Linked DNA regions of Homo sapiens: region 1 is linked to region 2. The links are chromatin loops, found by intact Hi-C in ENCODE. Cell type or tissue: heart right ventricle. All regions are shown on one strand. Links, peaks and the distances in the headings refer to the core of each region. The heading gives the core; the rest is flanking DNA.

Region 1 (8,338 bases), core at 326-8,325, 460 kb after region 2:
ATTACATGAGCTATGGAAGTTGTGAACAAACTGTATCATTTTATGGATCCAAATTAGCATGAAAACTGTGAAAATTAACAGTTGATAAGCATCACAAACACAGATGCGATGTGTGACTGATTATAATGGGTGCTAAAATAAAATGTCAGTGAGTAAACAGTAACGACTTTTCCAAATTGTTTCATCTACAGAACTAGGAGTATTTATTTACAAGTAAGTGATTTTAGAATCATATGAAAAGGTCAACAGTACTGGTAAAGTGAGATGGCAAACATTATCATATAAACTAGCTTGCATTTTATAAATCACAGCATGCTCAATTGTCCACTGGCAACATGGTCTCCAGGGTGAAACTAAGAATTTAAGCCAACTATAGTTGAAAAATAATGCATAGTTTTTCTTTTACCTTAGCATTTGCTACAGAATTGGTATTCCCAAGGGATTCTTCATGCTCTCAACTTGCCTGCACGTCTCTAGTTAGAAAACGTGAGCTACCATCTTTTGTGGATAGGGTGTATGACATGATGGAAAAAAGAAACAGACATGGCTTATAAGGAGGAGAAATGACCTGTAACAAGGGATGGGTTCTAAGCTGAGTCAGAAATGAGAAACTTTCTGAAATGCAAGTGCTTTGGGAAAAAATGTTTCACCTAATTAATTTATCTGATTCTTAGAAGGCTCTAATGTCAGCACAGTGCCAAGTCACATGTAAATCTACAAAACTTGTTCATCAAATGGCCCTTCATTCTATCCAACATCTATCAGGCCATCTCTCATGGAGATCACTAGAGTATTGTCAAAGATCGACCACTCATGTCTTTGGCTAACTTTATGATCAAGTAAATTGGGGGTGCCATGTTCAAATTATATTCACCCCCTGTAAGCTGACTTAGCCCTATTGCATTTGTTTTCCCCCACCACATACCTCTGTCCTCTATTTTTAATTGAGTTTGATATACTTATTGCATCATATTTGCTGCCTCTCGAACCAATAATTCTATGAGCAGTATCACTTTCCCCTGTTCCAAGGATTTGCCTAGAGATTTTGTGTGCCCATCTTTCTTCAGCATAATAGCTACTTCTTACACAAATGCTTATTGCTGTAATTATATACAATCTTCTACAATCTTTAAGTCTGGGCCATAAATCCTAATGCTTTCCCCAACATTCAGGTAAACATTACCTTTTCTTGTTTAGACTTTCCCCATTTAATGATTTGAGGTCAAATGACTGCTACTTATCAGACAAAAGTCCTTTATTTCAAAAAAAAAAAAGGCCCTTTCTAACTTGTTCTATGTTTCATTGTGAGTAATTTCTGTAACTTTCTGTTTTTTTCACCAATACATAGCACTAAATTGGTTATATATAGCTTTGGCTTATATTTGTTTATTATTAATACCAATGTAAGTTGTGATAATTCCTTCATTAGTCATAGCTAACATTTTCATTGTGATCAGCCAGGCAACAATCCTACATGTCAGGAATACTTACTGATTCTTTTTTTTTTTTTCCATTTTGAGCAATAACATTTAAAAACATCTTTTAGAGAGAAACATGACAAGCTTCTCCAGTTCAAATGCATCTGCATAATAAAAGTTAATCAAAGCAAGCAAGAACTAGTTGTCTTTTTATCTAAACCTTGAATTTTAACATATGACTATTTTTACCTACTCTGCCTGTCTTGGGACAATGCAGTTGAGGTGACTAGCTCTTCGTAACTGGGTGAGGTTGTGTGACTGCAGAGGGATCTCACACTCAAAGAGGAGCCAGCAGCACCTCTGCACAGACATGGTGGTCACAACCTCTGGCATCTTTATCACATGTACAACCCTTGTGACTAGTACTTATCAAATGGAACCATCTTTACTTCTTTTCATGTGCCTGGGGAGCCACAGGTAGTAAAATCCAAGGCCAGAGGTCACGTGCTTGTTATTCACTCTTATAGCCCACAAAACTGGTGTAATACCTAGCATCAAGTAAGTACTATGTCACTGTTTAGTGAATAAATGGGTGAAGAAATGAATAGAATAATGAAGAGAACAGAATAATGAAGAGAATCATAATATAGAATAATGAATAGAACACCCTTCTTCTCCCACTTCTTTCTTTTTAGTGAACTATGTAAAATGGCAAAGTACACAGTAACAGGAAAACCTCAAAAACACAAAGACATTGGGTCCTATGTATCATTGAATGGATAGTATATATAAGTTGTGAGTTCCTAGTAACTACATTTATAGTTCATGTTTTTAGGCACTTAGTTTTACCAGGTAGACAGAAAGTTTCAGTTCTATCCAAATTGACTATACTGGTCAATTTATGGATACAATCTAGTTTTAAGAAAAATTGGCAATAAATTCTGGAACTGAATATCCAATAAGAAAAACATGAATTAATAATGAATTAAAATAAAGCAGAGTTCTTCACAGGAACATTTCCAAGTATCAGTGAATTTCAGACAGGTGAATATTATCAACCTAAAATTTGCATATAATTTACCTCCTTCAAAAAAATATAAACCTCAATCAAACAAATCTCTGTTATTAATGCATTTATATGTAAACCCCAAAGGAAGTAAATTCTGGGTATACAATGAGCCCTTTTATCCTGAAAGGAGGAAGAACAACAGGAAAATCAGAGCCAGGGCAGAAGAGACACTGGGAAAGGTCCGAGGTCAGGAAGAGGCCCGTCCATCAGAAGCGCTTGGCCTGAGTAGGGAATGACGCACAGCAATAAACTGCGGGGGGAAAATAAATGGCAAAATGTGAACGCACACTTGCGGTGAAATAAATATCTGCCATTATCATTCATTTTCCAGCCCCTGGAGATTTAACACTGCATAGCAAGCGTTCTATCAGCCAAAGCATATTGTTATTGTTTTCTTCCTTTCCATTTAGTCTTTTTGTATGCCAGCTGTGGAAAGGGCCTATTGATCCAACAGATATGATTCTGCCTCCTGTAAGAACCATATCATAAGCATCACTTCCCTCATGGTTGGTCTTTCAGGTTGCCACATAAAATTATTTGGATTTGGTATGAAACCTAAGGTCCTTACAAGCCGAGACACGAAGCAGCTGGTAGGCAAGTCATTTATTTCTTACCTCTTGAAAAACAGTCTAAGTTACTTGTAGAACTCCAGAGGAAAACAGACCATATGGCTTTGTGATGCCCTCAATTTCAGTGTATCCCATCTTGATAATGGTGACACTGGGCAGGCCCCACATATAAACTTAGAGAATACTGGTTGATTTACTGAGTTGGAGATGGATATCAACTCCAAGTACCTGTGGAGCAAACTCCTCTTGAGTGCTGCTGTTTTCTCTAGTGGGAGACTGACCTGTGGTGCAAAGGGCTATTACATGAGAGTAGCTTTAAATCTCTGAAGGCCTTGGGGGAAAGGGATTAAAATAAAGAAGGGCCATGCCTGAGTGCACATCAGCACCCAAAACCTCCTGAGACAAACAGTTTAGAAGACTATTGTCATAAGAGAATGCCTGATTCATAATCTCTATTTACTTCTTAACTAGTAAAACAAGGTAATGATTTTTTTTTTTTTTTTTTTTTTTGAGACAGAGTCTCGCTCTGTTGCCAGGCTAGAGTGCTGTGGCGCGATCTCGGCTCACTGCAACCTCCAACTCCCTGATTCAAGGGATTCTCCTGCCTTTGCCTCCAGAGTAGCTGGGATTATAGGCATGCACCGCCATGCCTGGCTAATTTTTGTATTTTTAGTAGAGATGGGGTTTCACTATATTGGCCAGGATGGTCTCGATCTCCTGACCTCGTGATCCACCCGCCTCAGCCTCCCAAAGTGCTGGGATTACAGGCGTGAAGGTAATGATATTTAATAACAACTTCAAACCATTGTTGAAAAATCAAGATGTTTATGCCTTATTTCTGGGAAGGACTCAAATTTATATAAACCCAAAGAGAAGTTCTTCAACATGGTTTTTATACGTAACCTGAGTACATGCTACTAGTTAAAGCTCAAGGAAACAAAATACAGTTGTGATTATTTGCATCAGCTTAGGGCTTGAGCACTCATGAAAATCAAAGAAATCTGTTCTCAGGTTTCTTAACTAAATAATATTACTTCTTTTCACCATTTCTATTCATATTTGTTACTACTTTGCAGTGGTATTTTGGTAAATGGTTAGTAACCAGCTCTTTGGAGGAAAAAGGTATAAATAGTTATAATCAGTTTTACTTATATAAAGGATAAGTAGCACAAAATTTATAAGTAATAATAAAATGCATAATACTATTTTTTGTAAATTCTGTATTACCAGTTGATTCTCATAGAATGCTTTCATTAATTTTTCCCAGATTCTTTAACCTGTAGCCAGTCAATTATTACCGTTAACAAAGAAGTATAACTTCAACATGATGGCATCAGACAGTAAGATGAGAATAAAACCAGAAAGATATATGTTGGAATTTTACTCATTTGTCAATCCCATGAATGACTTGGCTGAATTGATCATGGTTTTTGGAAAATGGATGTACAACTCAATTTTTTCTGCTATTCACAATGTATTGGCTACAGATATGACATACTTTTCTATTTAATCTGTATTATTACATTTCCCAATCACTGTCTTATATCTAGACAATTAACAAGACCAATCAATATCTGATTTGTAACATTTGCTAATTCCTATGCTATAAATAGTTTCTTGATGGTTGATTTCCTGCTATTGACATCAGTCACTGAATGCGGTGCTGTGAAGAGATGTGTAGTAGCACACTATGATATATTTTTACTATTCTAAAGCATTAAATCCTACAGATCCGATACATGTAAACAACCTCAAGAACACTGAAATAGTAATGAAATGTACTAAAATAATTAGGAAGTGATGAGTTTTTAGTATTTGTTACCTCTGTTTTTAATATTATTTATTTAATTGTATGTCTATATAATTTACTTTTTAATAGTGGATCTGTTCAGCCATTGGTTTGCAAAATTCCTGAAATTTTAACGATCTGCTTTTATGAGCTGGCAAAGTGCTGTTCTGTTCCACTGAGTTGTCACTAAGTTCTTTAATTCTCTCAAGTTAGGGACATTGTACCTTGTAAATAAAAGACTAAGAAGTAATTAGCAAAAAGAAATAGGCTCATAAGGTTTTTTTGAAAAGCTATATATAGATCTATTTTGATTCTCACTACTTCACTTCTAAGCTACATCCAATCTTCAGTCTATGTTGGGTTGACTTAATGGTTTTCAAGGTACAATAGTAACAGGTTAAAAGTTCAGTTCCGTTTTTTTCTAATGTACTTTTGAGTAGGGACAGATTCTGCTCCCACAGTTGACGATTTCCTTCCATTTTATGAAAAGGCCCATTTGCTCACGACCCACTTCCTGTTTTCCTGGATGCCATGCCTGCCCCGTGGCAGCAGGAACAGCTGTGTGGCTGGCTCTCCTGCCAGGGAAGGAAAGTGGCAAATAAACACCAGCCAAGGGCAAGAATGCTTCCCAGGGCTTGCTCTGAGCTCCACACCTGTAGTGTTTCATGGGTGTTTCCCACAACAAACAGGACTCACAGAACTGTGTTTGTGTCACAAGCTTTAGAACTAACTGCTTCGTTTTGAAATAGGAAAAGTACTTAGTTTGGGCTCAAATTTGAGAATAAGGCATTAGGGGACTCTAATGAGGACTGGTCCCAACCTAAGGGCCATCAGCCAAATTCCCGTCCTACCTTCTCCAGTTCCACGCCCTCTGCTCAAGCAGCACATGGCTGTTCACCGAGCCAGCAGCCCTTAGTGAGCATCTGGTCCCCAAGTGTAGAGATAGGATTGTAGCCACCAAATATTTCAAGCTGTGCCACAAGTATTTCTAGATTCGCAATTCGCAGTTCCTCTGCTCGATCACTTGCTTAAAATGTAAATCATTATTATTATTATTTCTGCATTGATCAAACTCAAGATACTCTCTTCTAATTCAAAATAGATAGTTCATTCCTCTCATTTTATTTCCTTGTTTTAGAATTTCCTTAAAGTTCTTTAGAATTGGATACTTGGTCACAAATTTAAAATCAATTAGCTAGAAATAGTATCCCTTGTTGGGGGGGGTTGCTTAGAACAGGAGACAATGACCTATCTTCCCTTTATGCCTTTTGATCTTTTGTCAATTACCCTGTAAATGTATGCCCAAGGAAAGATTTATTTGCTTAAGCCTGGTGTAGAAAAATGTGTAAGAAAATGACAGTCACTGAATATTTTCATTTTAAAAATGTAAAGTAAATTGAGGATCTGTAATTTGAGCTCCATATGCATTGATCTTTAAATCTCCAAGGTCTGCTAATTAAAATAGATAATTCATAACTTGTTAATAACCTAATTATAATCAGCACTGCAAATCTTGTAAATAAACAATTCAATGCACTAAGGGAATAGGCTCCATTATGGTGATTCACAATGAAGGTTCAACTGAAATCAAATGGCGGCAGAAAGCAAGCTGATTCGAAAGTTATGATGAAAAATCCGTATGCACACAACTGTATTGGTTTAGACATGCACATAAAGCATCTGTGTACATGATTAGATATCTGAAGTTTAATGCAAAATCTTATTAATAAGAAAAAACATGATTAAAGACCACAGACCTGGGAGCCAGTCTTCCATTGTTCTTAAAACCATGCTGGGAAACATCAAACACACACCAAAACCCTACTAGTGATGCCCTTTGTGACATGCAGCTTTGAGAGGTTACATAGCTTAGTAGCCCTTCTCCTATATGTGTGATATTTATCAACTCAGACTCTGCAAGTTGTCCTGACCATGACAGCCAGGAAGACATGGACAGCCTGGATCAGGCAACAGAAATCTCAGTTCTATACAAGGTGACAGCAGGGAGCACGAGTTTGTTCTTTGGCCACACACACCTTCACACTTGCCCTATGTTGCCTTTAAAAAGGCTGCACTTTGTCCACTGTAAACTAACTCTGGAAGAGACAAGATTATGCTTTCTACAGCAGGAAGTAATTTTAAGTGAGATCCAGTATTCTTCAGATTCATGTGATGAACACACCTCTTACTACAAAGACTATCAAGAAAGCAGATGCTTTAGTTCCTGAACGCTGAATAGGCATATTCTACTGCTAGGAGCATTTCTAATAGTTCCTCTGCTCCAGAAAAGCAGAAAATGAGAAGTGTAGGTGGAGGCTAGATTTGAAGTGGCCAGTTCTGCACTGAAATCGTCCCTCAAGGAGGATGGTTCCTTGGTGACTTTTGACTTTCAGATGCTTGGCCTTACTGTTTTTGAGCCAAATCACCCACTTGCTCTTCAACAGTGATTCACCATCCTCTCTGTACCTACTCATCACACATCCTACATGCTCCAGACTAAAATCAAACTGAAGGCTGCAACCCATGTGTAGTGCGCACTGCTGGCTGTTCACATAGCATATGTTGCCCATACTTCCAAGTTAACAGAACTCCAGTATTGACCAGTGACTTCCACGTACCTCAGAGAAAGCTGACCCCATCCCCGTCTGCCAGATGGGCCTGGCTCATCTAAGGTCATTCCATTCTTGCCAAAGAATTGGGTCAGTGTATTACTCAATTGTAGTCAATGAAATATGAGAGGAACTCTTTAGTGGGGGCTTTCTGGGAAAGGTTTCCTTTCTCCTACAAAACTATTAAAAGAGATAGTCTCTCTTCCTCTTATGAAAATTCTAGTGTCTGGATATGATACATGGAACAGCCACAGACCCATTGCTCCCAGCCTTAGGGGGAAGCTGACCCCAAAGATGATACAGAGAAGAATTAGGAAGAACTAAGATCCTTGATGACAACTTGGGCTTCAGATTCAACTAATACTGAATGCTACTCCACTCTGGGATTCCTGTTCCATGAGATAAGACATTCCCTAACTGTTGAAGTAGGTTTGAGATGGGTTTCACTTACTTGAAACTTGTTTTAGTTATCTATTGCTGCAGAACAAATTATCCTAAAATGTAGAGGCTTAAAACAGTAAGCATTGACTATTCCATAGTTTCTGTGAGTCTAGAATCTAAGCATGGCTTTGCTGGGTGCCTCTGACTCATGGCCTCTCACCAGGCTACAGTGCAGGTGTGGATCAGGACTATGGTCTCATCTGTAGGCTCTACTGGGGAAGGATCTGCCCCCAACTTCACTCAAGTGGCTGTTGGCAGGTTTCTAGGCTCATGATCAGTGGACAAAGGGCCTCAGCGCCTCGCTGGCAGTTGGCTGAAGTCTCCCTCAGCTCCTTGCCATGTGGGTCTCCGTAGAGCAGCTCACAGCGTGGTGGCTGGCTTTCCTCAGAGTGAGCAAGTGAGCGAGGGTGCCCAAGATGGAGACCACAGTCCTTTTCAACCCT
Region 2 (8,338 bases), core at 263-8,262:
AGTTTTGTCATCCACAAAATGAGGATGATAATATGCATGTCACTGAGCTGTCACAAACAGTAAAGTGATAAAGAATGCCTGGCCCATAGCAAATGCTCAAAAAAATCTTAATATTATGTAACACATCATTGTTAACACTGACAACAATAAAGTCAGTTCGTTTTGCATTAGTCACTCTGCCCACATCCTTTCCTGTGGCTCGTTATGTTAGCGCAACAAAGGAGAGACACCCAAGAAACAGTGGTTAAGAACCTGATACTTGGATTTATTATATATTACCCAAAGTAATAGAATTCATAGCTTCTTGGAGTATACTACCACTTTCCTTTTTCATTTCCTTTTTTTTTTGCCTTTTCCAAAACAGATGATTCATTTGCAGATTAAAATTTCAACCATATACAGACAGCTTCAAAAGATCACCCCTGGCCGCTGCCCCTATCTGCACAGCTGCCTCTCCCATCTCCTCTCCCTACTAAGCAACCTCTTTCTTCTCTCCTGCAGCTCACACAATGTTCATGAGCATACCATCAAATACAAATATTCCAATTTTTCCTGTTCCCTTCACACAAATGTAGCCTTCTCTCTATATACTGTTCTGTACTTTGCTTTTTAATTGTTAGTAATTTTTCCGCAACAGGACACAAAGAGCAATCTCATTCTTTCTGGAGGTCCATGCAGAATACTGCCCTCAATGGATGTCACCTATGTGACCAGTTCCCACTGATGACCCTTACACTGAAAACCGGCTTACACAGGAGTGGTCTATGATCTATGATGTATTAACATGGACATTTCCTCTTCCATTATGAATTTGTAAAGTTTTGATTTCCATAATTCTTTTTTTAATCAGTGAAAACATAAAATAAGGTTCTGGGAGAGAGATACAGGAAGCCAATCTGTGGAACTTTTGGTTTGGGCCCCAGCATCCTATAAAAATGGCACTAGGATGTATCCTTAATGTCTCTGGAATCTGTGGATTACTGGGTGCAAAATGCTACCTGCCAAGTGGATGGGACAACAGGACTACATTCAGAATTGGATCTGCAGCACCTCCAGGAAAGTTTTGAGCTATGCTTCCTTCAGTTCCTCCATCTCCTTAATTGACTTCACCTTGAGTCTCTGGACCAGCTCAAAGGCCACTACAGTTCAACGAAGGCTGGGAGTTTTTGTAAAGAAATCCCTAGACCATTGTATCCATTGGCTCCAGTTGACTAAACGAACATCTCCTATGGAGACCCCTGGACTTTAGCCAAGCTCACCTGGGCCAGCTAACTTACAACTCACAAGGACTCTGTAGACTTAATTCCAGACATGTGGGATATGGTATATGTGCACAGAAACACTGTGGGAAATCCAAAGTGACTACAGTAAACAGCCCTATGAAATCACTCTGGCAACTGGCATGAAATTGCTGTCAAGGGCATTACTCTATATGCAGTACCACGTGATAAATTTCCTTTAGAACTTACAGTCAGGAGGTACTGTCTCTGCTGAGGAGCTTCAGTCAACTGTATAATTCATCATGTTTACTTCATGGCCCTGGCTTTTTGGGAACCTGAGAGTTGGTTCAGTCGTGAAAATAATTAACACCTCATGTACTATTTCCTTTCTCCCTGGTCCTGATTTTTCGAATCCTATTCTTCTAATCTAGTGGTCTCAACCAGGGGCAATTCCCCATCCTCTGGCTTCAGGGCACATTTGGCAACATTTAGAGACATTTTTGGTTGTCTCAACTGGCCGGGCGTGCGACTGGCATCTAGCAGGCAGAGACCAGGTATGCCACACATCTAAGTGGCCTGCAATGCTTGGATGTCCCCCAGACCCCCGACAAAGAATTATTCTACCCAAAATGTCAGTAGTACTGAGTCCGGAAAACCTAGCTCTACCCTGTTTAATATTAGGCCCTCTGTTAAAAGCTCCTGAGATCTTGTTTAGAAAGATGCTTAACTACATTTGATAAATAAAATATTGTGACAGAACAGCGGAAAAGTTACGAGCATTTTCCTGCCAGAATAGACATCAAGTCCAGAGGCCAATTTTCCACGAAGAGATGTGCACTCAACACAAACCGCAAGATGTCACATACCTTGAGGAGTCTGAACGCTGTCATCCAGCACGTCCTGGTTTGCTCGTCCTCTGCACAGAGCAACCTCAGCTCTTTAGTTTCATTCCTGACTTTGTTTGGCTACAGGAGGTAAAAGAAAGTCCTGTTAGTGTTACACAGGGAGTCAGAAACAGCTTCTGTCAAGGCAGGGCTGCATCTGACACAAACCAGAGACAACCAGCTGGAGATCCCCCTAGCAAGGAGCACAGCAGATACACACACACCTGTGTGTTAAGCGTTCATTCATCCACCTTCCTGACAAGACTTTATTAAGTGCCTACCATGGACTGGCCCCAGGTTGTGTACCACTTAGCTGAATAATAAGCCATCCTTTGGGAACTTCAGAGGAGACAGAAAAACAAACTAGCACAGGACAACGTAATGTGGTAAGCACAATAGGACAAAGAGGAAGAGGCATCTAACTCTGTCGACGGACTGGATTCTATGGGAGGAGAACCTGCCTTCTGACTTACAGGAGGAGAGATCTTAAAGTTGCCCCCAGGCCACTGAGAGGAGGGGCTGCTGCAGGGCTTAGCCAAGAGGGGCAACCCCTGAGGAGCTCAGGGATTCTGATGTCTGAGCAGCCCCAAGATCAGACCCCAAGTAGAAGGTCCAGAGAGGGAGACTGATGTTGGCTCTGGAGAATGAGACAGAAGGGGAAGTAGGCACCATGGGGAGAAGACAGGTGCCCCTCCAGAGGCAGGGCCCTTTGGTGAGGGAGGAGAATTGTTGCAGGCATAAACTGACCTGCATCTCCAGAAGAACCCCCGACCTCAGACTCAAGAAACAATGCTGGACACACCCCAGCTCTCCCTCCCAAGAATCTGGAGGGGTTGAGGGACAGGTGTGACTACCCTGCGCTCGGCTGGTGCTATGAGAGAAGCAGAGACTGCGTTTGCAGAGACAGGCAAGCATGGCTGGTGTGGGCTGGTGGGAAGGGAGAGTGCCAGCTGCTGCTCATACCTCCAGCCCCGCCTGAGGCTGCCTTGGGCCTCTAGCTGGTGTGAATTAGACGCCTATTACTTATAACCGAAAGAGTATTCCCTGAGCAAGGTATGAGGTGATATTTTGGAAAGAAATTTTCCCCTAAGGAGGGGCTCCCCGTATTGTGTGTTCTCGGGATGTGGCTTGGGCTATGGCTCATAAGTCAGCCTACAGGGCAAACTCCAAGCACAACTATTCACTGGCTACTGGATGTGGGCAATGTGGCCAACTTCCTATCCCACAAGGGGCTGTGAAGATTAAGATAATGGATGTAAAACTGTCAGTGGAACATATCATGCACAGTAAGCATTCAGTAAATATCATCTACCATTATGATTATTAATACCACCACAACCTCATCAGGGGAAAAGGAGTGGGCTCTGCCTATAGGTGTGTGCACATGTGTATGTGTGTCTATGTACATGTGTGTATAATGTATGTGTATGCACAAAGGTGTATGTCTATACCTGTGTGTATGCACAAAGGTGTATGTCTATACATGTATGTATGCACGTGTGGGTATGTGCATGTAGATGTGTGTGCACACGTGTGTGTGCATGCCAGCACACACATGCATGCAGAGGGTGGGCAGCATTGTGTCTATTCCTGTCTGACCATCCCCACAGCCAGAGGCCCACACAGAAGCCATCAGCTCACTCAGTACCATGCAGGCAACCCAGGTGACAGGCTGGGGGTCCCCTCCCTTGCCCCACCTCCCCTTCCAGCTACTAGTACTGGGCTACAGCCACAGCCCACCCTTTGATGCCAAAAGCCACCCTCCCTAAAACACTGAGCCCACTAGCCACATTATCCATCCCTGTCTGCTTGTCCTTGAGCTTCTGAGCTACTCAAGGACTGATAGCAGCAAGTGTACAATAAATGTTTTTACAGGAATGGATAAATCCAGTGTGAAACTATGTTTCTGTTGAAGACAATAGAAGCAACAATCAAGTGCTGGGCAAGAGAAGAAGTCAGTCTCCTGTGGGCTGCTGAGCATGCGCGCCGTCTGTGGACAGCTCGTGGGTACCTTTATGCAGAGCCCGTGGTCTGTAGGGGCGTTGTACTGCTTCCTGCCAGCGATCAGGGAGAAGATGTTGCTGTCCTCCAGGTCGGCCAGCAGCTGCAGGTGTCTGGGTTCCTGTGACAACACTGGCCAGGTTAAAGTCTCAAGCACAGCAAAGAGCAAATGTGTTCACCTCTGGTAGACAGAGGGCAGTCTCTGCACACTTACAAGCACTTTCCCCGATGACACTATACATATTACATATGATTATTACGCGAGGTGTAATAAGTGCTAAACTAAAACCAAATTCACCCAGTCTCACCCAAAACACCCACTTCCCCAGTTCTCAGACACACAAGGCTGTTGGAACGTATTTGATACTTCTGGCAAATCAAAGCCCCATGACCGGATATTCAAGATAAAAAGCAGGAGAAAATCTATAACCCAAAGGTCAGAGTTAAGAGCACAGGGCCTGTCTGCCTTTGGTTTGTTGTGAGTCCAGAGTCCAACCGTACTTTGGGTTTTCCCACTGGTAGCTTGCTTGTCCCACCCTTCTCCTCCTCAACTCTCCAGCCCAGCTCTGTTTCCTGCTCTACGAAATACCCTCCCAACTTCAGCACACACGAGGACAGTGAGCGGGCCACACAGCAGAGCTGGGAGGTCAGGAAGCTACCATGCCCTGTGTCAGTTCAAAGCCCCTCTCTGCAGACGCCCCTTCTCTCTGGCCCAGGTGTCGGCAGCTGCTGACTTCCCAGAGCCGGCCCCAACACCTTCCCAGAGCCGGTTCCCAGATGCTCAACACCTGTGCTGGGGTCCCGCCAGCTCCCTTTCACCTCTGCTGGCCAGAGCAAAAGAGACCACAGCCCTCAGATGGTAAGTGCTCAGCCAGGTATTGGGTGGACAAGGCTCCTGCCACAGGGTATATGTGGACAGCACAAGAAGAGAGCAGACAAGAGTGTACATGGGAGCAAAGGAGCCTCCGGCCTAAGCTCTCTTTTGAGGGCCTGCAGCTGTTTTCCATCTCCCACCTTCTTCTCACTGGGGATACATGCAAGCCTGCAGTTTATTTCATGAAATATCTATGATACATAAAGTTACACTGGCATTAGGGTGGCAATAGTCTATCAAACATCTTTACAGCTAGCTTAAATCCCAACTTATGAGAACTAGGCCAGTCTCTGAAGTGATGGGGCAGCCAGGGGTGTCTGCTCCCAACCCGCAGTGGGGGTGGGGCTAGGCAGGTGGGGTTCTTAGGCCTGTATTATTTATTACCTAGTTTCTGAGCGAGACCAGGAAACCTGTGACTCCAAGTTCAGCTGCTGCACAATTAGCTTATTAAGAAGTTGTCCTGAGCTTGGAGGAGTCTAAGGTGCATTTAAAAATGAAGCCCAGGTTCACTCTGAGGACCTGGGGGGAGTGACTGTGGCAGAATTAGGGCTGGTGGTGGTAGCTTTTAAAGCTCACCTTTGAAGTTCCCTTGGTGGAGCAATAAAGGCCAGATCTCCGCAAACACACATACAGCTTTTTCCATGATTTCTTTCCCAGCTCTTTCACATGCAAAAACCCTTGAATTTCAGGACAACTACTGGAGTTCAGAAAATTCTGTTGAAGAACAAATTTTTAAAATCACATAATGCTAATCTAAAATAATTAAAGCAGACATGTTATCAGCATAGCTGACATTTTCTGAATTATTAAAAGACTCCTTTTTGGATCAAAATGAGAGTGTTCTCCTTTCCAAAGTCTTAAAATCCCATCTCAATTCGTGTTGCATAGAACATAATTCGTATTTAAACATATGCAAGCAAATGGACCTTTCCAACACTGGTGATAACACGAGTCATGAATTTCCCTATAAGATAGTGCACTGAAGGATCCAGTCTGATATCAGACTGAGGGCAAGAGCAAGTGCCATGACCAAGTGATTGGGACTCTGGAGACTGACAGTGAGTATGTAGTGGCCACTTTTACCCAGGCACCCCTCCAGTCAAGGGTCACATAAAAGGTGTCATGTGTCCGCAAGTGATGCACCCAGGTGCAGGACATCCTGGTGATGTCCCCCTGTTCCAGCTAACTCTTCCCACAGGCAGCCTTAAGAATAAAGGCTTTATCAAAACAAAACAAAACAAGAAACTACGCTTTTCATCAAAGGGAAGACAGGCCAAGGGCCAGGTCATGGAGCGAAGTTGGGGAGGTGATGCTGGCAGGTCCTGCTACTAGACTGGGAGGGGACAAAGCTCTTTTCCCCCAGGTGGGAAAGGCACGTCGGACAGAGCCCTGGTGCACCTGGGTCAGTCCTTCTTGAGTCTCAAGAGATCACTGCACATCTTCACAAAGCGCATGGATCCTCTCAAAGTCAAGGCAATTAAAACAGAATCTGCTATTTCACTGTTCACTGTGTATAGGTGGTAACTTAGTGCTGACACCTCTCGCCAGAACAGACACATGCTATGGTCAGAAGGGCTTCTGAAGACACCACCAGAACAGAGCTCTGAAACTCTTATCTTTTAGATGCTGAAACAAATTTGGTGATAACAACGTAGAAAAAGGGCTTATGAGGAGAATTCTGTAGGAACTACATTTTAGTAGTTTCTCTTACATGTAATGTCACCTGGATCTTGTTGGTGGCCTTAGGAAATGGTTTATTCTCTCACTTTTAACATGTACACAGGCACATTTTTAGGGTGTAGCTGTAACATTCCCATTCCCCACTCCCAGCTTCCCCGGAGGAGTGTGTGTGAGAGCTGGGCACAGAGGCCCTGGTGGCTCCCTCCACTGGAAGAGGAGGTGGGGAGAGACCAGGTTTTCTTAGAACAGACTTTATGAATCAGGACAATTAAAGCAGGTTTCTTTATTTGTAATATATGGCAAGTTACTTTTAAAAGTCTGTTGTGGTAACCCGATCATCTTTTACTATAGACTCTGTGCTTCTGCAGAGATTTCCAAGCAGCTAGGCGGTGGCCTGACCTGGGACCCCTGCTCAGAAAGGAGCTGGGGAGGGAGCCCTGAGACTGGGGTTTCTCCATGCACCCCCTGGCCCACACTCAGCAGTGGCATCACTGGACTCTTCTAAGTCAGAGCAAGGGCATCGTGTAAGTGCCTGTTTGGCTTAGAAGGAACCCAGCTACACACAGATTTTCCAAGGAAACTTTTAATTTCTGGTTACTCTAAACCCTCCCCCCAACCACCCCTCCGGCTTAAGAGCCAAGGTTATAAATGGTGAAAGATGCGATCTCTTTAGGTTTTTTACAATGCTGCCATTCAGTTCCAAGAGGATTTCTATTCAGAAAGTCTATTTCAGCAGAGATCTATTGTGGCCCAGTACCTGCAAAAGCTGGGTTTGACTGCCATTTGACTGCTGGCACCAAGTAACCATCTGTTCTGGGAAGAAATTCTAAGAAAATGGGAAAAAACAAATACGTAAAAGGTTAGCTTCAAAGTGAGGGAAGGTATGTCATATAGATATGTCAATTTTAAAACTATTCCTACCAGTATAATTACATACACCTGTATTTAAAATGGCGGTCCTTTTTATTCTCCTATCACACAGAAGAAACACCTCCTTCAAAAGGTTGTATTTTGTTTCCTGAAATGCTGGGTACTAGTGTGGAATACCAACTATGTTTACTAAGGGATTCATGTCTCACAGCATGCTCCATGGCAAAGAGCGATGCCAGCGTCCCAGCCCAGTGGCACAAGTGCACAGCGTGAGATAAAGAATTCCTGAAACTAAAAGGTAAGCCCAGTCACGAGAAAAGCCTGTTCTGCTGCATTCCCCAAAAACAGTCTTCAAATTTCTTACTTTGGAATAAAAAAGCAGCTACATTATCAGAGTCAGAAATGGCCCTGGGTCTTCTCCCCAGTTGATGCAGCTCTGACCCATGACTCAGGATGACAGCGAGTGCCCCAGGAGCTAGGAGGTGCCCTCCCTATCCTGGCCTCTCACAGGACAAGTGCCTCTCCCAAAGAAAGAAAAGAGAGATCAAGGTGACCAGCTCAAGACACCAACCAATCGCACTGATTTCTCTAGTCATTCTTCCACGTATGATCACAAAATATATTTGCTATTTGCAGAGAATAATGAGTTTTTCTTCTGCTAAGTGTTTGATCAGTTCAACTGAGAACTTTCAAAATAACAGAAAACACCCAGCCTCTCCCAGCTCCTGTCTTAGAGACTAACCCCCTTTACACTGTGTCTATGTGAAGAAGGAGACCTCTACCTTCAGCCAGTCCCACGCACATTTAGT

The links. Hi-C counts contacts between places; a loop is a spot of excess contacts. Peaks named below come from ENCODE experiments on the same cell type or tissue, not always from the same donor. Only the 100,000 strongest peaks of a DNase experiment are listed, where the experiment ranks them.
Region 1: a loop joins it to region 2, with 2.8 times the contacts of the local background. A loop is called at or near these places in 16 of 110 quality-filtered maps.

The regions. Positions count from the first base shown.
Region 1 is chr7:51,070,649-51,078,986 of GRCh38, forward strand. All of the region lies in intron 7 of COBL (cordon-bleu WH2 repeat protein), which reads right to left. Among named protein-coding and RNA genes, the nearest start is that of COBL, 240 kb to the right of the region's middle. In heart right ventricle, for the core only: no CTCF peak of the experiment used is centred there; no DNase peak of the experiment used is centred there; H3K27ac peaks cover 1,018 bases.
Region 2 is chr7:50,610,655-50,618,992 of GRCh38, forward strand. GRB10 (growth factor receptor bound protein 10) reads right to left here. Exons shown (of 19, transcript NM_001350814.2): 10 at 7,417-7,485; 11 at 5,556-5,693; 12 at 4,116-4,226; 13 at 2,087-2,185. Among named protein-coding and RNA genes, the nearest start is that of DDC, 49 kb to the left of the region's middle. In heart right ventricle, for the core only: a CTCF peak has its summit at 4,285; no DNase peak of the experiment used is centred there.